Regions from separate parts of the Homo sapiens genome. Here regions 2 and 3 are each linked to region 1. Evidence: chromatin loops called from intact Hi-C (ENCODE). Cell type or tissue: heart left ventricle. All regions are shown on one strand.

What was found. A loop is a pair of places that touch in the nucleus more often than their neighbours do. Peaks named below come from ENCODE experiments on the same cell type or tissue, not always from the same donor. Only the 100,000 strongest peaks of a DNase experiment are listed, where the experiment ranks them.
Region 2: a loop joins it to region 1, with 2.8 times the contacts of the local background. A loop is called at or near these places in 20 of 110 quality-filtered maps.
Region 3: it touches region 1 in a loop (6-fold over the local background); 23 of 110 quality-filtered maps call a loop at or near these places.

The regions. Positions count from the first base shown.
Region 1 is chr2:168,452,206-168,460,205 of GRCh38, reverse strand. It overlaps CERS6 (ceramide synthase 6), which reads right to left and starts at 3,934. Exons shown (of 10, transcript NM_203463.3): 1 at 3,588-3,934. The coding sequence starts at 3,757. It overlaps LOC102724081 (a long non-coding RNA gene), which reads left to right. Exons shown (of 4, transcript XR_002959433.2): 1 at 1-3,175. RefSeq lists silencers at 3,243-3,302, 3,753-3,882, 4,003-4,092, 4,123-4,342. In heart left ventricle, CTCF peaks have their summits at 3,939 and 4,141; DNase peaks (open chromatin) are centred at 3,205, 3,495, 3,985 and 4,455; H3K4me3 peaks cover 3,432 bases; H3K27ac peaks cover 1,800 bases.
Region 2 is chr2:168,638,702-168,646,701 of GRCh38, reverse strand. All of the region lies in intron 4 of CERS6 (ceramide synthase 6), which reads right to left. Among named protein-coding and RNA genes, the nearest start is that of MIR4774, 60 kb to the right of the region's middle. In heart left ventricle, no CTCF peak of the experiment used is centred here; no DNase peak of the experiment used is centred here; H3K27ac peaks cover 5,795 bases.
Region 3 is chr2:168,628,396-168,636,395 of GRCh38, reverse strand. It overlaps CERS6 (ceramide synthase 6), which reads right to left. Exons shown (of 10, transcript NM_203463.3): 4 at 5,354-5,411. Among named protein-coding and RNA genes, the nearest start is that of MIR4774, 49 kb to the right of the region's middle. RefSeq lists an enhancer at 851-980. In heart left ventricle, no CTCF peak of the experiment used is centred here; a DNase peak (open chromatin) is centred at 1,065; H3K27ac peaks cover 4,252 bases.

The DNA of each region.
Region 1 (8,000 bases):
AAGAAAAGAAAAAAAAAAGACATTCAGCCGCTTCAAAGTTTCATCAGATAATAATTAGTAATTTTCAAGCACAGATGATCCACAGGAATCAAAGAATCAGGAGGGTGAAAACAATAAGTTACAAAGGCCATTTGCCTCAACACATAAATGAGAAAATAAACAGAGATAAATTAGGAGGCTGCCCCAGTGTAAGTTTTGACTAGAATTTGAGTGTTCTGATTCCCGATCTATACTTCCTGCATCTCTCCTAAATCCACAGCATTAAAGTTAACATTTGTAACAATAACTCAAAGAATTTTTATTTCTAAAGAGATTCAGCACAATTTCCACATTTATAAATACCACAGCAAAACACATTTTTGAAAAAGTGAAGTTGGAAGAAGCATTTATTATAGTTCCTGAGAATGGCTTACTGAATCTAAACAAGCATTAAATCAAGAAAATTCATCAAACAGATGACAATGCTATATTATTAATAAATAACATTTTGTTCTTTGTGATCAAGTTAACATAATATAATGGTATACAATTTTTATTCTAAGAGAATCAGCCCAGTTGGGGGAAAAAAAAAAACCCACATACTTTACTCTGTCAATCAATTGGTCGCTACAGTGGTCCTGGTCCTTACCCGGAGTTAAGTATGGTATAAAGGCTATGCTAAAAACCACCAAGCTTTGAGATCTTCACAGACTCAGCCAAAAGTCATTGACCTTAGGCTGCCCCATTTTTTACCAACCATGCTGGGCTTCCATATTGCTGTCCATATGCTGTCATAAAGTGACATGTTCTGGCTACCAATGCCTCCACTATCCACACCACAACAGCCGGGATGAAAATAAAAAGAAAGGACTGTTTAACTGGGCAAAGCCCATTTCAGTCAATTCTTTGATGTTTCTCTTAGTAGAGAGAAATACCTAAGACTGAGAAGAAGGCATTCAAATTCACGATTTTAGCCTCAACAAGGACATTACTGACTTCACTTAATGTAAAATAAAGACTTGGATAATCGGGTATTTCTTAGGTATGGTCTCAGCTTTGAAATAAATGACAAAGCATACAAAGAGAAGAATCTTGAGAGAATTATTCCTATTACAAAAGCATTTCATTCTACAAAGGGATTCACAACAGGCTTTTAAAATCATCGTATACATTATAGAATACTGCAAAAGAAAAGGATGTATATACAAAATGCTAGAAGGCCATTGAATGTGAGTTGTAGCAGTGATAATACTGAATGGTTCTGTTTTATTGATTCAGGCCCTTGATGGATGCTACTGAGATGAAGGTCACAGGTTGGATCCCAGAATATGTCATTTAGGTTTGAGAAGAGGAGAAACATGCAGAACTTCTAACTCTAGATACAACTAAATTGTGGATTTTCAGAGAATTGAGAAGGTCTGAATGGTTAAAGACAGAGCTATCATAGGAAGAAACAAAGTAGATAGTCTTCCAAAAGTCAGTAGCATTCTGTGACATATGTGCCATATTGGATTATTATTCTGAACATTAACCATAAACTTTCACTTTCCATACAGGCCATTAAATCTCTTCTACTTAGATCAATGGCCTGAAGGAAACTGACCAACTCACTTTATATCAATATGAGGACATTTGCTGTGACTGACAATTGAAAGCAGCTCACCCCTCTATGTAAACTCTAAGTCGAGTCATGGGATTATGGAAAAAAAGAAAGAAAATAAAAAATGTTTAGAAAGAGGAAAAATGAACTTCCAGTTTTCAACTATCACATTAGTGTTTATCTTTTTAGAGGCAGAGACAATCTAAGTACAAAGCCATCTCCATTCTAACAACTTAATTTTTTTAAACACAGTGAACAGCCTGGAATCAGCATAGAGAAGGAGGATGTCAGGAAAATTCGGCTGTTTGTGCACAGATCATGCTTTTGTTCTCCAACACATAAGACTGCACATCTCTTTCAAATGCATTATCTATCTAAAAGTGAGCCCAGCCAGAATTTATCAGACACAATTTATCATAATTCAGCAATTGTGTGTAGATCCCCTACTATGTGCCAACATAGAGCAAACCTGCTATCCCTGAGTCTGCTTGTTTTTGGAGAGCCTGCAAAACTGTATAGAGTTCATATTTTCTGTAACCAAACATTTGCTCTAGAGGTAACTCTACACCTGCAAACACACCCATTTTTTCACAGCACTGCTGTGACTTTTTTGATCCTTTTTTGTATAGGATCAATGACACATCTGTATTAGATTCCAATAATTTAAACATAGGTCTTAAAGTCTGTTGCTTTGTGCATGTCAATTTCTGCAGGCGAACAGCTGACTTCGTTTTCAAGCAACAATACTGTCCGGTGAAAAATATACCTTCCTGAGACAAAAGATACTTTTTGTCCCCATGAAGCTTTGTTGCCTCGTCCAGCAGCAAATGACTCAAAAGACGCGTTCTGCCACCCTCAACAGTCGTTTTCAGGCAAAGAGGAACAGCAAATGAGGTACCAGCAAAAGCTTAAGAAACAAAACCAAGGTGAGTTGAAGGCGGGGAAGAAAGGCGGAGTGGAAGCGAGAAATGCAATCTAAACTCTACTTTGTGATCTAAGAAATTCAGCCTTTACTGATGAATTGGGCAGAGGAAGGGGAGGGTACAAGAAAGGGGAAGATAATATTTTCTGTTACGAAAAAAAAAGTGTGCTGCTGTCCTGGTTTTCTTTCAGTAGCACCCAGAGAATGCATGGCAGGCACAATCTAGTTTCGCGACGAAAACGAATTCCATGAGAATAACACAAGTTTGTATGTGACACAATGGAGATATCCAACCAAACCGAGGAACTATACAATTGCATGACAATTCCTCAAAATTTTAAGTGCCTTCGAGTACCAAAAAAGAAGTTTATGATTATTCACAGGACAGGGTTATCAGTTTAATATCACCATTTTGCAGGATGTGGACCCGTCCTGTCACATCCTCTTTTAAAGAAACCGCTAATAACCTGAAATGCTATTATCCCCTATTTGCCAGGACTGTGGGCCTGATAGTTTCACGGATAAAAACCAAACAGCGACCAGAAGCCAGGAAGTCCCTGGCGAATTCTTTTGAAGCACAACCCCTACAATCCGTGTGCCGGAGCATAAAGATTGAAGTGTGCGCGGTTCCTCCTCCCTCCGGGCCGCGCGTCCGGAACGTTCCTGGCTGTCAGGTGGGTGGCGCGGGCCCCGGCGGGAAGCCCTGCCTGGCAGCCTTGCGTGGCGCGCCGGCGGAGAGGGGCGAGCCCCGCGGAATGCGGCGGGTCCTGAGCCCGACCACCGCTCACCTTTGTTCGCCTGCCCTTGCCGGGAGGAGAGCAGGGCCCAGGAGGAGGGCAGGGGGCGACCCTAACGCTCCGCGGCTCCTCCCCGGCGCCCGGGAGGAAATCCGTGGCAAGCCAGACCCTTTCTGGCTCCCAGAAAGCCAGCGGGGCAGGGGGGTCAGCAACCCCTCCCCGAACACAAAGGTTGGGAGGCGTGAACGCGAGCGTTGGGGGCGCGGGGGCGTGCGCCAGAGAGCGCGCGAGTGTGTGCGCGCGTGTGTGTGCGCAGGGGGAGGGGAGGAGGGGCTTCAGCCCTTCTTACCTCTCGAAGATGAGCCGCACCATGAAGATACAGAAGGCCAGGGGAAAAGCGAGATAGAGGTCCTCAGCCTGCGGGAAGGTGGCCTCCTCCGTGTTCTTCAGGTCCGCCCAGGTGACATTGTGCGGGAGCCAAAACCTCTCGTTCCAGAACCAGGCTAAGATCCCTGCCATCTTGCTTTGTCCACTCCTGTCCTGCGGCACCCGCAGCCCGCCAAGCTCTCCACCGCGCAGGGCGCCCGGGGATGCGCGCCCGGCTGGCCCCGAGCCTGTGCCGCCGCCGCCGCTGCTCCCGCCCGCCGCCGCCGCCTCCTCCGCGGCCGCTGCTCTCGAAGGCTCGCGGCGAGCCCCGGTTCTCTCCTCCCTCTGGCCGCGCTGGGGAAAGGGGCCGCCTTGCCCGTCACATGGCAGCTCGGGCCGCCCGCCCTGATTGGCTCGTCTTCGCGTCAAACAGCGAGGCACACACGCGGCCAACTCGCCCACACCCGCAGGGCAGGGCGCAGTCGCTGCGCCCTGGGCGCAGGGGCACCGCTCCGGGGAGTGTCGCCCGCCCCTGCTCTCACCGCTCTTTCGCTTTGCGCTTAGGGCGACGACCTAAAGTCGACCCCCCAAATCCGCCCTAGCCCCCTGGCTGGCTCGCACATGCTCAGAATGCTGGCTCCTGCCCCGCTGGGGTTTCAGGGCTCTCAGTCCTCTTCCCGTGCGCCCGGAGGCGGTGGGTCAGCAGGTAGGGGCTGCCGCCAAGCTTCAGAACCAGCCCTGCTCCAGGAGGACAGCAAAAAAAAAAAAAGGGGGGGGGAGGGGGAGGGGTAAAGAGCAAAGGAGGAAGTGGGAGGGAAAGGATCCTCCACTCCCGCGCTTGGAGAGGCAGGGTGAAAAATCAGGAACTGAGGCAGGATGGTTTGGCAAGAGCCTTCTGCCTCTGCCCCACGCCTGCCTTTCCCCAATCTTTGACTTTCCGGTCTTTTATACTGCTGCTTCTCATCAAAGTAGCTCCCCCAGGGAACAAGCCCCCCTATATTGATTTATGAGGTGGTACAAAAAATTAGGCACTTAATTGCTATTTGATTATTAATTGCTACTTGATGACGATGATGATGATGATGATGATGATGATAGCAACTGCAGCGTTCTGTAAAACCACCCCTCTCAACTAACCTCTCTGAAAAGGCTGCTAGACCACATTTTGACCTGGCACATCATGAGAACCTCCACTGTGCTACTCGGCAGGCTCATTATTTCTGCCTTTTGAATCTAAAACCTTTAAGGCATTAGGCCTGTGAGGCCTAACCCAGGCACCTTCCCTCCCGCAATGCATTTCCCCATTGATACAGGAGCCATGTGTGAATTCATTCCATGGCCCATGTATACATGGTTCTGGGGCATTTTTGTTCATTTTTCTCACATTCATTTTCTGCCTGGTGCTGCCAGTAGGCTATACTAAACCTTTCCAGTGGGCATATAACCGCACACACACACACACACACACACACAGAGAGAGGGAGTTTCTTTTACTCTTCCCTCCCCTCTTTCCACTCTATCTCTTGAAAGTGAAACTGAAGAATGGCCTATACTGGTGCTTCCAATTTCTCTCCCCTCATTTTCTTTTGAACTTCCATTTGGACATTTGTCTCCTCTGCTGCATTGAAACTGCCCAAGGTCACCTGTGATCTTCATGCTGCTAAACACAAAGGTCAGTTCTTATCTTAGTCCAGGCTGCTTAGACTAGGTGGCTTAAACAGCAGAATTTATTCCTCACGGTTCTGGAGGCAGGGAAGTCCAAGATCAACATGCAGGCAGATCCAGTGTCTGGCAAGGATCCTCTTCCTGGTTTGAAAACAGCTGTTTTCTTGTGTATCCTCACATGGCAGAGAGCACAGAAAGAGGAAACACAGATTAGTGCCCTATCTTCTTATAAGGGCACTAATCCCATTCATGAAGGTTCTACCCTCATTAGCTAATTACCTCCCAAAGACTCTGTCTCTGAATACTATCACATTGGGAACTAGGATTTCAGCATATGAATTTTGGGGGACACACACATTCAGTTCATAGCAGTTCACAACACCTCTGTCAGTAGCATTTGGCCCAGTTGTCAGGTCGTGTGTCTTAAAACATTCTTGACTTGGCTTCCAGAAACCTCACTCTTCTGGGTTTCTTCCTCCTTCATGGCCATTTCTTCTCAGTCTCCTTCCTGGTTACTCCTCACTTTTCTAACCCCTAGAAGTTATAGTGGCCTAGGAGTCAGTCTTTTTTCCTCTTCACTTTTCTATCTGAATGTATTCATTTGGTGATTTTATCCAGTCTCGTGGCTTTTAATGACATCTGTATGCCCTCCAATGTCATGCTAATAGCTCCCATATTTATATCTCTAGCCATGAACTTTTTCCTGACCTTCTGACTCTTAAATCCACTGGCAATTTAACACCACCACTCAGATGTCTAAAAGCTATCTCATGACCAAACTATTAATCTTCCCCTTGAAATCTCTTCCTCCTGTAGTCTTGGCTCAAGCCAAAAATGTGGAGTCATTTTTTCCCCTTCTCTCTTTCTCTCATACCTCCTTTCCAATCCATCCCAAATCCCATCAGCACCATTTTAAAACCATAATCTCACCATCTCTCACCACCTCCCCTGCTACCATCTTGGTCCAAACAACCAATACTTCTAATTCACATTACTCCAGTAACCTCCCAACTCCCAGTTTCACCCTTTGCCCCTCTACAGTCTATTCTCAGCCAGTGTGATCCTATGCAAATTTGTCAGATCACCCCTGGGGTGAAAACCCTGCTTCTTCCTCATCCCTCCCAAGTGAAAGCCAAATTATTCCAATGACCTGTGATATTTGGTTCCGTATTAACTCTGACTTATTTACTCTTCTCTCTCCTTCACTCTGCCTGAGTCCACACTGGCCACCCTGCCCTTACTGGGACACACCAGCTATGTCTTAGAGCCTTTGTGCTTGCTCTTCTCTGTCCCTGGAACTCTTTTTACACGAACATCCATGTTTGCTCTGTACTGATGTCATTTTCTCCCTGAAGCCTTCCCTGGCCACCCTAGTTAATCTACATCCCTCAATCCCCACCACCACTCTTCCTATCTTGCTTTGTTTTTCTCCAAGACACTTACCACCGTCAACACAAGATATATTGTACCTATATCTTCATCAATCATCCACACAGACATGCACTAAAATGTAAGCTTCAGAAAGTTAAAAGATTTGTATTTATTTTATCAACTGTTCTATTCCTAGCACTTAAAAAAAAAAACTGCCCGGCACATTGTAGATACTCAATAAACTACTGAATAAATGAATCAACATTACTCCAACCCCAAAAAGTCTTCTCAAGGAGAAGAAAAAAAATCTGAATAATTGTGTTAAATATTTATATATCCATGTTAGACTCGTGTGTAGAATAGTGTGGGCATAAAGAAGGAATTGGTCAATTCTGGGGTGAGGGAGGTGAGGTGTCATTGAAGTGAGTCTTCATTTGGGAGTAGAAGTCGCCATCACCACTCTAGACCATGTGGTGAGCTTCTCAGTAACACTGGAACATGCCTTGGCACCAGCTGCATTCTCGTAGGCCATAGACAGAGGTTTGTTAAGACCTCTCACCAACTTTGTGTCCGAAAGTCATGTCATGACATGTCATGACATGTCAGAGCCTGGCCTTCTGGGCCAGCCAGACTTCTTCTGTGACTACCCCTGGTTTCTCATGTCACTCCTTCCTGTATGACCTGATAGTACCTTGCTTCCTACTCCATGGCTTCTGTGCTCTCCAGCAGCTCCTTCTATGTCCCCAAGCATGTATAATACTGTTGGTGAGTTAATGCCCTGGGATCTGACTTTGATCATGGGCAATGAAGACAGTAAGTACATTTTTATTCCTTTCCTCCCCACCCCTCGGACACACACAATGGCTTCAAACAGCCTCTCTGAAAATACCCCCTGCTACAAACCCATCATTTTATTTCAAGATTGTGACCCACTCAGTAACTCACCCCCTGATATAAACTCATCATTTTATTTCAAGATTGTGACCCACTCAGTAATTCACCCCCTTATATTTCCTCTCCTCTTTCTCATCTCACTCTCCTTTTCTCTCATTCCTGCTTCCCTGAAACTACACTTCCCTGGAACTTAGAAGCTAAACTAATAGGAGCTAAACTAAGATAATGTGGCTCTCCCATTCATCAACTTTGAGAAGGTGGTGGGATTTCAGGAACATTTTGAAGGGTGAGTTTTGTTGGACAGTAAAAGGAGGATTTAGTACTTTCTATGAATCTTCCATAAGTTCCTTTGTTTCTAAGAGCGTGTTAATACCCTCCTGTGTGATTTGTGCATCAACAGTACCTGTCTTGCCTCTGTCACTGACTGTCATGAGGCTCACATAAGATAACATATGAGAAAGGGCTT
Region 2 (8,000 bases), 190 kb before region 1:
TCAAGATAGATTAAAGACTTAAATGCAAAACACAAAACTATAAAAACCCTGGAAAACAACGTAGGTGATACCATCCTGGACACAGGAACACACAAAGATTTCATGACGAAGATACCAAAAGCAATCGCAACAAAAGCAAAACTTGACAAGTGGGATCTAATTAACTTAAGAGCTTCTGCACAGCAAAAGAAAATATCAGCAGAGTAAACAAACAACCTATAGAATGGGAGAAAATATTTGCAAACTATGCATCTGACAGAGGTCTAATATGCAGGATCTATAAGGAATTAAACAAATTTACAAGAGAAAAGCAACCCCATTAAAAAGTGGGCAAAGAAAATCAACAGGCACTTTTCAAAAGAAGACACACATGTGGCCAACAAGCATATGAAAAAAAAAGCTCAATATTGCTGATGGTTAGAGAAATGCAAATAAAAACCATGATGAGATACCATCTCACACCAGTCAGAATAGCTGTTTTTGAAAAGTCAACAAGTAACAGATGCTGGCAAAGTTTCAGAGAAAGGGGAACACTTACACACTGTTGATGGGAGTGCAAATTAGTTAAACCATTGTGGAAAGCAGTATGGCAATTCCTCAAACAGCTAAAAGCAGAACTACCATTTAACCCAGCAATCCCATTACTGGGTATATACCCAGAGGAATATGAATCATTCCACCATAAAAACACATGCATGTGAACGTTCACTGCAGCCCTATTTGCAATAGCAAAGACATGGAATCAACCAAAATAGCCATCAATGACAGACTGGATAAAGAAAATGTGGTTTGTATACACCAAGGAATACAATGCAGCCAGAAAAAAGAACAAGAGCATGTCTTTTGTGGGAATATGGATGGACCTGGAGATCATTATCTTTAGCAAACTAACACAGAAACAGAAAACCAAATACCACATCTTCTCACTTATAGGTGGAAGCTAAGTGATGACAACTTATGAACACAAGGAAGGAAACAACAGACAGTGGGGCCTCCCTGACGGTGGTGGGTGGGAGGAAGGAGAGGAGCAGAAAAGATAACTATTGGGTACTGGGCTTAATACCTGGGTGATGAAATAATCTATACAACAAACCCCTGTGATAATGAGTTTACCTCTGTAACAAACCTTCACATGTAGCCCCAAACCTAAAATATAAGTTAAAAGATTTTTTTAAATAAAATTATTTTTATTTTATACTAAGCATAACTTTTTTAAAAAGGCAAAATAAGGAACAGGGTTTTCTCTCCCTCTCCAAAAACAAACTCAAAAAACTATATTCATTATCTTCATTAAAATATGGATGTACCTCTTTTCGCCCCTCTCCTGCTAAGTTAGAGACTCTAAATGAAAAAGTGCTTTCTCATCTCTGTGGGAAAAGGAAATCACAAAAAACCCCACAGTTTTGCCAGTTAGTGAGTAGTCATTCTTCTTGGGTAAGGTGGGATGGAGGGAGAACAGAATAAATCTTTTAAAAAATTCCCCTCTGTCTTTTCTCCCCTTTTAGAAGTTACTCTCTCTCTCTCTCTCTCTCTCTCTCTCTCTCTCTCTCTCTCTCTCTATATATATATATATATATATATATATTTTTTTTTTTTTTTTTTTTTTTTTTTAAGATGCAGTCTCGCTCTGTCACCCAGGCTGGAGTGCAGTGGTGTGATCTCGGCTCACTGCAACCTCCGCCCCCGGGTTCAAGAAATTCTCCTGCCTCAGCCTCCTGAGTAGCTGGGATTACAAGTGTGCACCACCATGCCTGCCTAATTTTTGTATTTTTAATAGAGACGGGGTTTCCCCATGTTGGTCAGGCTGGTCTCAAACTCCTGACCTCGTGATCTGCCCATCTTGGCCTCCCAAAGTGCTGGGATTACAGGCATGAGCCACCGCGCCCAGCCTAGAAGTTACTTTTAATACGTTGAGAACATGTTGCTTATCTCTTCTTTCTCTTTTTAAGTTCAGTCTTACCTCTTCAGTGCCTGGTAAGTCTTCCTAACAAGGAGGAAATGGTTTACCTGCCTGAAACTGGCTGTCAGCTGACTTTTCTTGGGTATGCCTAACAAAATCTCCAAGTGATACACAAGAAGCTGTTTCACCTGCATGTGGACCAATGCCAGGGACAACAAGGAGCATGGCTGCTGCAGTGGCTAACACAGATCTCCTTGCCTCCAGTCTTTGTGAATTTTAATTCATTCTGCACACTGTGACCAGCTTTCCTTTCTCCAGCTCAATCATCTGTCATTTCTTTATGCTTTCCCTACTAAACAGAAGTTGAATGCTTGACCCCACCTTTGTTCATCTGCCTCACTTGCCTCTCATCATTCTCATATCTGCTGCCTCCTCTCTTCCCCATCCCCAAACACAACTCTTCCCACATTCCAGACTTACCACTTTCTATTATTCCCCTTCACCTCCTTTCTTCATCTTCCTGAGCTGAAGCTTCCTTCATCCTCAGTCACATGCTCAGTTCAGACTTCCCTGAGCACCCTATCTGAAATCCTCCCTCCCCCTTCTGTAATCCTAGACATCTATTTTCATCATCACTACAGCACTTACCATGTGCTGCCTGATGCCAAAAATACTTGCAAGCAAGTCATATCTCCTATTAGCCTGTAAGCTGTTTAAGGATAAAGAATATGTGACCTTTCCACAGAAAGATTTTTATGCTATATCAGTTCTTAACAAAATGGCATTTCCCTCTGGATATACTAGCGAATGCCTTCTCAGAGATCAGGAGACACCAGTAGGAGACCGGCATGGTATGGTAGGCTGAATAATGGCACCCAAAGATATCCACATCTTAAATTCTGGAACTTGTGAATGTTACCTTATATGGCAAAAGAAACTGCAGATGTGATTCTGGACCTCGAGATGAAGAAATTATCCGGGCGTATAGAAAGGAGACAGAGGGAGGTTTGACTACAAAAGAGAAGGCGAACTGATGACAGAAGTAGAGATTAGAGTGATAGATTTTGAAGATGGAAGAAGCTGCCATGAGCCAAGGAATACAGGCAGCCACTGTGAGCCGAAAAACGCAAGGAAAGGAATTCTCCCTCCTGAGGGAGATGGCAATAATGATCAACTGGTATCAAGACGTAAACTCTATTTTTAGTTTCTACACTCCCATCTAAAGGGCTACAATAGTTATAATAAGTGATGTATAGAATGGTGCATTTTTGGTGGTAGCATTCAGTAATCAGAATCTTGCTAGTCTTTGACAAAACATCATGCTATCAACACTTCTTGTACTACATAGAAATCAACTAGAGGAGTCCATTCTCTAAAGTCAAACAACTGGCTAATAAGAAAAGGTAAGTGGGGAATCATTTTCCTGCCTAGCCCCACCCGACAACAACAACAACAAAATTATAAATTAGGTTTATAGGGCCTCACTCAAGTTGTATCCCATAGCATTTGGTGATTTTGTTTTTACAGTTTTTTTTATAATTCACAAGAAATCAAACTAATTAGCGAAGTATCACTTTATCAATTTCTTTATAGCTTCAAGTACTAGCTTAAGTAAAAATTGAGGTGAGGATGGAAGGGGCTGTGATTAGGAGGAACAAAGTAAACAGAGCTAGTTCTTGCTTCATGCTTCAGATAGCAGTGATGCATGCACATACACACACGTGGGCAGAACACTGCGGTATAGTTATTACCTCCGCCCATTCGGATCTAATAGCTAGTGCCAAATATAACTCTTCCGCCAATACTGAACATCATGCATCCTATTAAGAAACTGTGTTATGATACCACATCATTTACTCTTAACCCCCTAATCAAGGGTCTGCTATGGAGAGGAACATGCATCCACAAAGTAGATCCTGACAATTCACAACAAGGCTATTAGCTGTGGAAACAGAATACATTTCTTATGCTGTTTTCACTAAGTGTCCTCTAGTATGTAAGTCATTATAAGCACAATTCCTAGAATATTATCAATTAATGCTCCTAAGCAATATAGGCCTTTACTGTACGCTGGAAAGAGAGGGCAAGTGAAATGCTAAAATGGTTATGCTCCATTCTGCAACTTTCATTATACTACCAGGAAAGCTTGTGCTGTGCCAGGGAGAGGCAAGAATACCTGATCTTCCATTTTGAGGGCCCAAGAGTCAGTCTGATACTCCCTGATTACTCTGTTAACATTGTAGTAATGGAGACATCATGAAGCATCCTTCACTCACTTCTTAGTGATGGGACCCTGGATATCAGCCACCACAGCTTCACTAACCAGATCACACATGTATATGTGTATGTACACACACACTCTCCTTTAAACACAAGACAAAAGACAAAAATACTGGAAAATTCCCAACTAACCAACTATTCAGAACTAACATTCTGAGGGTAGATCTTTTTTGTGTTTTTGAGACAGGGTCTCATTCTGTCTCCCAGGCTGGAGTGCAGTGGCACGATCATAGCTCACTGCTGCTTCAACCTCCTGGGCTCAATAGACCTGCCCGCCTCAGCCACAGTGTCTGGCTAATTTTTATATTTTTTTGTAGAGACGGCGTTTTGTCACATTGCCTAGGTTGGTCTCAAACTCCTGGGCTCAAGTGATATGCCTGCCTCAGTCTCCCAAAGACCTGGGATTATGGTGTGTGCCACTGCCCCCTGCCTACAGTAGATCATTTTTACTGCTAATTCCACATACATTTTTTAAAAAGGCAAAGTAATGGGAAATGGGGTAACAAGAGATAATGAGAATTCTCACTTAATTACTATACCATACTTGATTTTAGTCATTAAAGTTGTTTTCCCCAAAAAATTTTTAACAAAATTATTACAAAATAGCAAAGTGGCTTTTTTTTTTTTATTCCATTACTCAAGTATGAACCATCTATTTGGCTGGATATCAAGTGCTATAGGAGATTCATGCGGGGTATGAGGCCCTGCTGTGAGCAGCTTACAAAACTGGATGGAAATAAATTTGATATGAAAGCACTCAGACATGATACTTCATACTTAAGTACTGAATTATACCGTATGGTAATAATGATAATTCCTATTTATTGAACACCTCTCGTGGCTCAGGGACGAAACAAGGTGCTTTACATATATGCAAAACAACCTTCCAACCTATACAATAGAGATTTAAAGGGCTTAACATTATAGGTGTTCAATGGTGAGGGGATCCACAAAGAACCTGGGCCGGTAGGTTTTAGGTAAAGGTGAGGACGGTCATTCTATGTACGTGATGCTACATTAGCAAACCCTGAGGAAGCCATGCATCCAGCTGCCTGGGACAGGAATATGTGGGGCAGTGGGAAGTCTAAAGACTAGGTGACAGTTTTATGCTTCATTTGCCTTTGTCAAAGTTGCTAACGTCCAGAGGAAAAGCTGGGGACTTTGTTCCGTGCAGTTTCTATGGGAAGCCAGGGAAGAACTCTCAAGAACAAATCGGTTAAACTGATTACAATCAGTTTAATTGAAAGACACGTCTAAAAAAATGACATTTCCGGTACAGTAATACTCATCTGGTATTTGAAAGTAAGGCAAGTGGTGCAGAGAAGGGTGAAATGGGGCGGCTGGGAAGGACAAGTGGTCTGAGCAATCATGTCGTCTGTGAAAGGGTTAAATGGTAATGAAGGAATAGTGACATCAACATCTGGTGGTTAAGTTCTGCTGGCCAGGATTAAGGATGTAATTTTACAGCAATCCATGGGTGGATTGGGCCAAGGGATGGAGGAAAGATCTGAAATGACTCTCCACCATCATCTTTAGTTCCCAACTCCACTCAGTCACCACTCTGGGTATATGGAGGAAGATGGAAAGAGAATACAGACAAGACATGGGTTAGTGGTACAGAATGAGTTAATAAGATGAGAGACTATATATTAAGGTCAAGGAGAAGGAAAGTGAGGAAGCCCTTTCCACACAAACACCAGGTATCTTTTAGAATGAGGACAAGCAGGAAAACTCAGCCTTCTTTGGCTAAAATGTCCCATCTCCTTAATGCAACATTCCACTTATCACAAAGCCTCATATTATATAAGTATTTTTAGACAAAGCTTAACTTCTCTGCTAGATTACAAAATCCCTGAAGGCAGGAGCCATAGCTTCCTACATCTGACACCATGTCTTGTGCATCGATGCTTAATAAATGTCTGCTAAATTGAATTAGGCTCCCATGTTACTGATGATACCAGGGAAAAGAGCAATAATAGCCTTGGCACCACAAGGTTAGTGTCTCAGACTGTTTCATCCATGGTGCCCACAATCACTGCTGTCATAGGATGGGTGCTCAACAGATTCTTAAAGAAAGAATGAACAAATGAACAGAGATCAGTATCTCCCACCAGTATGAACAGAAGCTCTTTGGAAATAGCCAGGAATGGAACACCCTTTAAATCCCAGCTTTTCCTACTTGAATGCTTTATGCCCACATTTCCATTCAGCAACATGCAGGGACTGCTTTGTATGGCAGCTATAGGATTAACAGACGTTATTAAGTTGTTAAGGTAAAGTACACGGTCCTAAGGGCACAGAAATTTGATGTATGTCTAGATATGTAAATACTTACATCACTATCCATATCGAGAACATTGCCAGCACTCACTCCAGCAGTCTCTCTTTACCCCACTCAGGTAAAACTACCTCTATCAATATAGATTAATTTCTATGAGGGAAAAAGTTACTTTATCCTTTTCACTCTTCACTTCCTTGTGGAAGCCTACATTTCTTGGGCACAAAATGGTCACCTTGTCTGTGCTTTGGAATAGTCATTCCAAGATAACTAGTATCACCAGATTTTTGACTAATAAATCCTAAGCAATGACAGCAACGGCCCCTGTCAAGCAGGCCTATTCTCATGTGCATTAATAAATGAGAAGGGAGGCAAACATAAACAAAACAAAGCACAAACACTAAGCCATTTGTCCCACCTGACAGCAGACCCAGTACCAGATACTCCCTGAACTAGAGTTCCCCTGGAACCACACACAGAGCTATAATCAGAGCATGAGCTGGTCCAATCGGAATTCCTGCTGCTCTGCTCCACATCAAGTACTTGTCCTAAGCACCCCACCCCCATCCCAAACACACCCAGACAAGATGAGGCCCTTCCCTGCTGGGAAAGAACACTGGCTTCACAAGCAGAAGTAGAACATCTCATTACTTCCCCCAGAAAGCTGTTCTTAAGTAAAGAACATCTGGTTTGTTTCATTATTGTTGTTGATGAGGAAAATGTTCTATTATGGTGATCATGGTATGTGAACGCCATTAGCTTTCAGATTTTAGAAAAAACACACTTGAGTAATGCTTTCCTCGCTAAATTCAGTAAATCATTTTTCTTTCTGTGTCAGAGAGGTCTCTGATGATGGTTCAGCTAATGCAGAGTGAATGTGCAGGTACAGATTTTGATACATGGATCAATACTTCCTATCAAATTACCTGAATCTTCTGGGAGTTACTAGTTTTCTATTTCCCATGGTAGAAACAGGAGGTGAATACTAATGCAACTCCCTTCTCAGGCACTGCCTCCGGCCAAAGGAAGCCTGTAAAGCTAGTTTTGTCACAGCATATAAATTAGACCAATGTTTTTCATAGTCAAGTTCAACTCTAAACTTTTGAGTAGAAGTCTATGCCTTCAGGGGACTGTCTAATAATGAAAATCATATTTAAGTGAGTGTTATTTTGGTAGACTCTGACATGCGTTCTTTTTTTTTTATTTCTAGAGTTTCTACAAAGTTGCTATGTTATCAAGTGAGCTGAAAAAATAAGATTTATGGTTTTATAAAACACCAAATCCAGAAACTCTTGTATAATTACAAAAGAGCAAGAACTCAGAATGCAGCAGCCACCATTTGCTCTTGGAGTTCAAGGAATCCCCAATATCTTCCCCAAAAATCTATACTTCAGCTTTATGAAGTCCTAAAGTCTGTATACCTCACAGCCTGAAGAAAGCTGTCAATCTGAAATGCCATTCTCTCAAGACACAGCCTAAACACAATGCAGCAACAACATGAGGAAAGGCTTCTCAATGCTCTTTACAGAAAATTTTATAAAA
Region 3 (8,000 bases), 180 kb before region 1:
ATGTGACTTTTAGTTTTCATTAGTAAGGTAAATTTACTAATAAAAAGTTACTTAAACTGCTAGCTTTTTAAAACTTATCTAAGTTGTTGTTGTTGTTATTGTTTTTAACCTAGACAGTCCAAAGACAGCAAAACAGGCTTCCAGTTTTGCTTCGGGCAAGTCAATTCATCTTTCTGAAATTGGTTTTTGTTTTCTGAAATGGGAAATTTGGGATAGGTGATCTTTAGGGTCCCTTCCCAATGTTAGTATTATATATCATGTGCACTTCTTATAGAAGTATTTCATGGGGGTCATTTTCATTAAAACCAAATTTAAAGCCTCCTTAAACAGCAACATAGTCCAAGCAATTTTAAGATTTTTAAAATGACACAGAGAACAAAATCTTAAATGGACTCATATTCTAATGGCTAGACAAATTCTATTTTCAGTCTCAAAATAGGCAAAAAAAATTACAATCTTGTTCCCATTTCAGAAAGATTCCGAACTAAGCAATAAACAAAAGAGAACATCTCAAAGTATGAAACCAGGGAACACTTCGTGGCTTTGTGTGTTGAATTTGAGAACACCGCATGAAGAATGAAAGGCTGCACCTTAGTTAAGGTTGGATTCAGAAAGTCTAAGGGAGTGGGCAAAGGACTCAGTCTGACGGGGCACTCTCAACCACAAGTTTTCACCCAGCAGTTAGTCATGAAGTCAATGTAATGGGGCAACCTTCATGTTTTAAAAATGTAATAAAATAGGTTATAATAAGATTTATCAGAGTACATTTCAGAATGCAGCAATATGAGACAATTGGGCTAGTTATTGAGATACTGCTGCCGGTCTCAGAGCAGAGACTGTGCAAGCCGCACTTCTGCTGGCTTTAAGGAGCTGGTGCCTTGCCAAGTTTAGCTTCTTAGAAGCACTTGAGGAAGGCTGGAAGGCTGCAAGAGGAAGATGGGACTTGCTCCTTTCTGTTTTGCTTCTAGTTCTTGTCATCACGTTCATCCCCTGCCTCCACACCCACCCAGCAGTGCATCTTCACTCCAGCAGTAGCAGTTCATTCCAGCAGCAGCAGCTGGTTCCAATTTGTAGTTTTTCCACATTCCCAGAGCCAAGCCCCTCATGCTCCCTCAGGGACACCAGCTGGTCAGTGTCCCCTTGTCAGAAGTCTTCTCTGGCTCCATGGCTCTTCCTTTGAGCCTCTATGTTCTGTAATCCCCTTGTCCTCACAGTGGCAGTGCCTTCCTGCTATTACTACCTCCACTATACCTCAGTGGGGTGCTAATGGGTGAGGCCCAGTCCTTGAAATGTCTGTTACAAGTCCACAACAACATAAGGAGCTTACACTCGAGGTAAATTAACTGGATCACTAAGCACACTGTTTTCAGCTAACTTTTCTTCATAGATAGACTTTTTCAAAAATCAGGAGGAGCTGCTTTACATTCAGGTGCAAGCTTCTTATCTCATTGCAGACTGGTAGTAAACAGTAGATCAATTTACTTTGAGCAACACAGGCTTGATGGTTCCCTCTGGTTAATGATTCTTTATATTACAGTCACTCCTAAAATTAACTTCTGGGGTTTCTATCTCCTATGGACCCCTGACTGATATTGAAATTAGACATAGGTATATCTTGAGTAACTTTTCTTTTACATACATGCGTGTGTGCGAAATGAATTGTGATACAAAATGTACCACATGTGTCGGGTGTGGTGGCTCACACCTATAATCCCAGCACTTTGGGAGGCCGAGGCAGGCAGATCACCTGAGGTCAGGAGTTCGAGACCAGCCTGGCCAACATGGTGAAATCCCATCTGTACTAAAAATATAAAAATTAGCCTGTCATGGTGGCACAGGCATATAATCCCAGCTACTTGGGAGGCTGAGGCACAAGAATCGTTTGAACCCAGGAGGGGTAGGTTGCAGTGGGCCAAGATTGCACCACTACACTCCAGCCTGGGCGGCAGAGCGAGACTCCATCTCAAAAAACAAACAAACAAACAAACAAAAACCCCACATGATCAGACATGTAGTTTATAAGAAAAAATAGAACCTAGGAAAATGTGTTAATTTGTATGTGTACACTGTCTGCTAGGACTTCAGAGCACCTTAAGTATTTCTAGGTCTTCTTTAACAAAAGTATTTGACTCTGCTAATTATAAGTATGAGCAGACTCTCTTATATACAGCAATTATAGAATAAGATTATATTGTCAGGCTTACTTTCAACTGCTTAAATATTTCCTACCAACACAGCAGTAACTTTACTGAATAGTTCACTAACATGTCTGTAAGGTTGTTCTGTAGTGTCTACTTCCCTATTTTTTAGGGTAGAATAGGTGCTTATTAAACCACCATAGAAAATGAGACACAACAGGCTCATTTGACCTAAAGACAGAAGAAAACCGATCAGTGCAAGCTGTCAGGGATTCTTCTAACAGCACATGTAATAATCCATATTTTTGATTCTAGAAGTAAGAGGCAGCTGTAGCCTCTAACCTCTTAAAATGGATCCACTACACTGGTATTATGAGAATTTTCCTACTGTACTTTTTGGAAGAATCTGAACACAAAGACAAATTTATGCTGTATTGATAGAACTATGTGCTTCTTATTTTCTGAAATTTAAGGTATTCTACAGATTTGAATTACCTTGTTTTGATTATTTCTGATGCAGCATCTTTAATTTTTTTTGTCTCAGTTTAGATTGGGCAAACATATTGTCCATTCCAAGAAAGTTAATAAAAATATTTTTAAAATATACATTAAAAGAAGTATTTAAAGTTCTACAAATAAGCAATAATGATTCAGCTAGGTCAAGCCTGCTACCCAAAGAAGGAAGTCACTCAGAAATCATGCTGAGGTTAGGGCAGTTAGGGTAGGCTTGCCAACTGGAGAGAGCTCTGGAATAAGAAAGAGGAGCATGTGTTTCTTGTCAGGTTCAGCCTTTAATAAACTGTGTGACCTTCTGAATGCCACCTACCCTCTTCTGGATTTCTGCCTCCTGAGCTGTGAAATGAGAGGGTTGGACAAGATGGCTTATGAAGTCCTCCAAAGCTATTTCAGTCAGATGAATTCTATGTATGCATTTCTACTTCGCATTATGAGTAAGACTAAACTACACAGCTCATCAAAAATTGAGTGCTGCTTGGATGGAATTAAAGAAAGAAATTCCCACACAAATTAATTCAACAAGAAGAACAGTGTCTAGTTCTTCTTTCCTTTCCTTTTTTTTTTTATTAAAAAAAAAAAGCATTTGTTATAACCAGAGGCAGTTGAAAGGAAATTGGCATAAAACTGGTCTAGTTTAAGAAAAAATAATTTCCAAGGAAACACTCTACTGACAGTTCCTCTTACTGCCTCGTGCAGACTCACTGAGGACTGGTGGATAAAAATTATTCTCATTCCATTCCATTTGTTTAGGGACAGAGTGAACCAGAGCTAAGCGTCAAAGTGTTTCCTGTTCTGATGACAGATAACCGCATTGCCGTATGAGAGCTAGAGAGGCTATATCCAGCAGGCCTAAAGGAAAAGAGCAAAAACGTGCTCATCCTCTCTTTCCTTTCTCACCAACAAAGCCCCTCACCAACAGAACCAGGCACGAATTCCAAACCTTGACCTTAGTTAACAACCCGACCTTCCCATGAAGCACACCTCCTCCACATCAGCTGAAATTCCATCCAAAGCTGTTTCCTCTTCCAAGGTAGTAAAGTTATAAGCACAAAAGCGCTATAGTCATTCTATTTTTTCTAGATAAGTAAATCTGAAAACTAGAACAGAATTCCAAAATAAGCCGTTTAAACCATGTTTATTTACTCCAGTTGAGAATTTCTTCATACACAGAAACCCCACAGAGTAAAACTCATCCTTCTAAATCGATTCAAATGGCCTCTGGGCCATATGGTCTTATTAAGTGAAAATAAGTGCAGTTACCAAAGGAAAAGACTACAAGTAAAAAACAATCCTCTAAAACAATATGATAATGGGAAACAACCACTATTTATAATAGAATTCACCACAGGCGGACAATATTTGATAACCCAGATTTTAAAATCTTAAATGTATTTAAAATTTCCATGTCAATATTTACAAGATTAATAAGGCATGAAATTTGGTGCATTCCCAATTTTAACAAAAATTCTGTAATAAATAAAGATAACACTGATATCACTTTGGAGGCTAATACTATAGAGAACTTTTAAAAATAATTCCCCATGTTATGCCAAATCACTATTGTTAATATGTGTACGACTATGAGAAGATAGGCCTTCACAGGGTTTTATTTAAGGAGTCTAACCCGACAGTAGTTCCAGTAAGAACTGAAATAACCTGGAAAGACTATAGCAGCCACAAGGAATTACTTTCATAGATTTCGGTCCCTCAGTTCATGCAGGATTATAGTAAAAGCAACAGCAGGGGAAATGATCTTATGAAAGAAATGAAATTTTCCACCAGCAGTTAGTGCTGCCCTGTTAGTAACTAGGCGAGAGAGAGAGAGACAGATATTATATATATAATATGTAATATATAATTATATAACACATAATAAATGTATAATATATAATATATATTATATAATATATATTATATAATATATAATAAATTATATAATATATATTATATATAACAAATATACATTTCTTTATTATATACAATATGAAAATATATATAATTATGTTATATATAATATAAATATAAATATAATATAAATATAAATTAAATATATATAAATATAAATATAAATATAAAATGTTATATATAATATAAATATAAAATATGCTATATATTATATAAATATTAAATATATTATATATTTAATATATAAATATTAAATATATATTATATTTAATATATAAATATTAAAAATATAATATATTTAATATGTATTTATATAATAGTTTATATATATTATATTAATATATAGTTTATATATTATATATTATATATTATATTTTTATATAATATATAATATAAATATATATTTACATATATTTACATAATATTATATAATATATATTATATAATATATATAGTTATTTCTACTGGTGAAGAGTACAGTGGTAATACATGCTGCAACAATTCATGTTTTCAAATTGTGTGATTGATGTAGAAACTCTAACTTCTTTCAAAGCATCAGATGGATTTTATAAGCTTCCTAATGCCTGAAAAGTAATAAATAACCCACTGGAGTGACTATGGGACTTAGCAACATCCGAAATATTTTTGTAAGTCAAATGAAAATGCACAAATAATTCTTAGGAAGCCTGATATGATTACCTAAAATATTATTACAGTCACACATTAAAAAAAAAAACCAGGATATAGACATACACTTACATAAGAATCATGTAAAATAGTTTGAGAGATCCTACCTTTTTCAGGAATCTGACTCCGTAGGTAAATACATAAAGGTAAAATGAAAATCTCCACCTGTAGAAGGTTAAAAAAAAATCTGTGACATTCAGTTTATATATTCACAGCATATACTGAAATATGTAAGGGAGGGAAAAGAGTTCATTAAATTAAATTTGTCCCCCTACCTCAACTAAGGATTAAACTTAATGAGCAATTTCAGTGCTAGCTGAAGCCATACACTGGTATACATGGCTTATAGAAAATATTTTGAGTATTATATTCATAACTTAATTTTTTCATTGTTAATTGCAATATTTGCCCAACTGCTCATCTTCTCATTCTCCAACATGTGAACTTCTTCTTGTTTATCACTCATGAAGGGATATGATTTGGTAATATGAAGGTATAATATCTGAATCAGACAAATAATTCAAAACTAACAACTGGAGTTAACTGAAGTTCATATTTGTTTTAAAAGAGTTAATATTTTAAAATTAGGTAAGAATTTCACTTTGTCTTTTAACAACTATATCAACATCTTTGTGGATGTTGCTAAAGGAAGGCATATAGAATCTAAATAAATCAAATTACAACTATAAATGACAATTTTATACCATGCCAAACTTATGGTCTAGCTGTGACTTTCACTTCTAATGAAGAAAAATTTTTAAGTTTTCTTTTGATTTTAAATGATGGAAATGTTTTAAGTCTTTTAAAATATAAGATGTGTGCGTGTGTGTGTGTGTGTGTGTGTGTGTATACTTATTACAAAAAACTCTTACTCTAGTACTAAATTCCCAATTTTATTTCTTGTACTTCCGAGTATGAATAGCTACGCCTTTAAAAGTTGGCTGGATGTCACTAAATGGCATTCCTGATATCATAAAAAAAAAAAGTTATCTTGTAAGAAAAGACAATTAACTTATTGTAGTATAATAGTTAAGGGCTGGGCGTGTTGGCTCACACCTGTAATCCCAGCACTTTGGGAGGCTGAGGCAGGTGGATCACAAGGTCAGGAGATCGAGATCATCCTGGTTAACACGGTGAAATCCCGTCTCTAATAAAAATACAAAAAATTAGACAGGCTTAGTGGCGGGCGTCTATAGTCCCACCTACTTGAGGAGGTTGAGGCAGGAGAATGGCGTGAACCCGGGAGGTGGAGCTTGCAGTGAGCCGAGATCCCACCACTGCACTCCAGCCTGGGCAACAGAGTGAGACTCCATCTCAAAAAAAAAAGAAAAAAAGTTAAGAACTTAATTTTAACTCCATCTCCATTACTAATCTCTCAATGGTTATGGGTGAGAGTGATAACAAGTTTCTGTTTGTTGTACAAATTCTAGATCAAAAATTAAAACCAGGGATATCTTCATGGGTGTGTGACTTAGGCAGTCACATAAGACTTCATGCTTGATTTAATGCTTTGTTACCATCTTGAAATTCTTAATAGTTGTTGAACAAGGGACCCAGCATCTTATTTTGCATTGGATTCTGCAAATTATGTACCCAGTTCTGGTCAAGACAGACTCAACTAACTTTGGGCAAATCTGTTAATATCCTTTGATCTCAGTTCCATCTCTATAATGGGAGACTGGGTTTGTGCTATAATGATGCCTCAAGGATTTGGTAGCACAAGTATTATCTCTACTTCTCTCTAGTCCCTCCCAATCCTTCCAGTATGGAACTAGCCTACTTCATGCATTTGCCTTGTCTGGCCCCTGGAGGCAAATGAATTTGCAACTCCGAGATTAGGTTATTTATAACAGCTGTTTCAGTTCTAAGACCCTTGTTAGTAGGTAGTGATCAGGCAGTTTTTATGTATAAAAAAGTTTTACAGAAGTCATTGGAATTCCTACCATCATTTATGTATCTACATTTTATTTAATCACTAAAATGACCCAGTTTTCATAACACATAGATTCTATTATAGGAATACTGATGCCTCCATCATTTGAATAGCAACTTGTGATGAATATTTACAAGGCAGAGTTTATTTCCACAAAATATCTGCAGAAAGCAAAATTTTCAAGCATCTTGCAACTTGAAAAAGCACTTCTTTAAGTTGTGGAGTTTCATATGTTATTGTTTTAAATGCTAGCTACCAGTCCCTGATATAGTCCCTCCCAATCTTCTACTAAGATACCTGTAAAAGAGATAAATAATAAAGTTCATGCACCCATGAAAAGGAAGATATGACCTTCAACCTACTGCTAGAATCAGGGAAGAGTTCTTACAACAGAAAAAGAATGAAATTAGATGTAAAAAATGTGATTAACAGTGAAAAGTCACAAGCCTTGAAGGAAGTAGGGAAATCTTCATCTGCATATCACCCTGTCTCCACTTTCTGCCATCTTGTATAGAAATGCAAAATCTGTATCAGTCGGAAACTTTGCCCTTTACCACAAATGATTACGTACATTTCTTGAGGCAGCAACAGAATCTCCCACCCCATATCTTAGTGATGGCTACTTTCAAAAGCCAACTGGGAAGAAGGAGATGTACTGTGAAATCTGGCAGTTTCAGTGACAGAAAGGCAGATTTAGGGACAAGATGACCTATGAAGGTACTGCATTCTGGAGGTTGGCGTTCTTAGACAATCCACATACAAAGCAACAAAGAACAAGGCTATTGGAGATAGCTGCTTTATATGAAACTTTCACTGAAAAT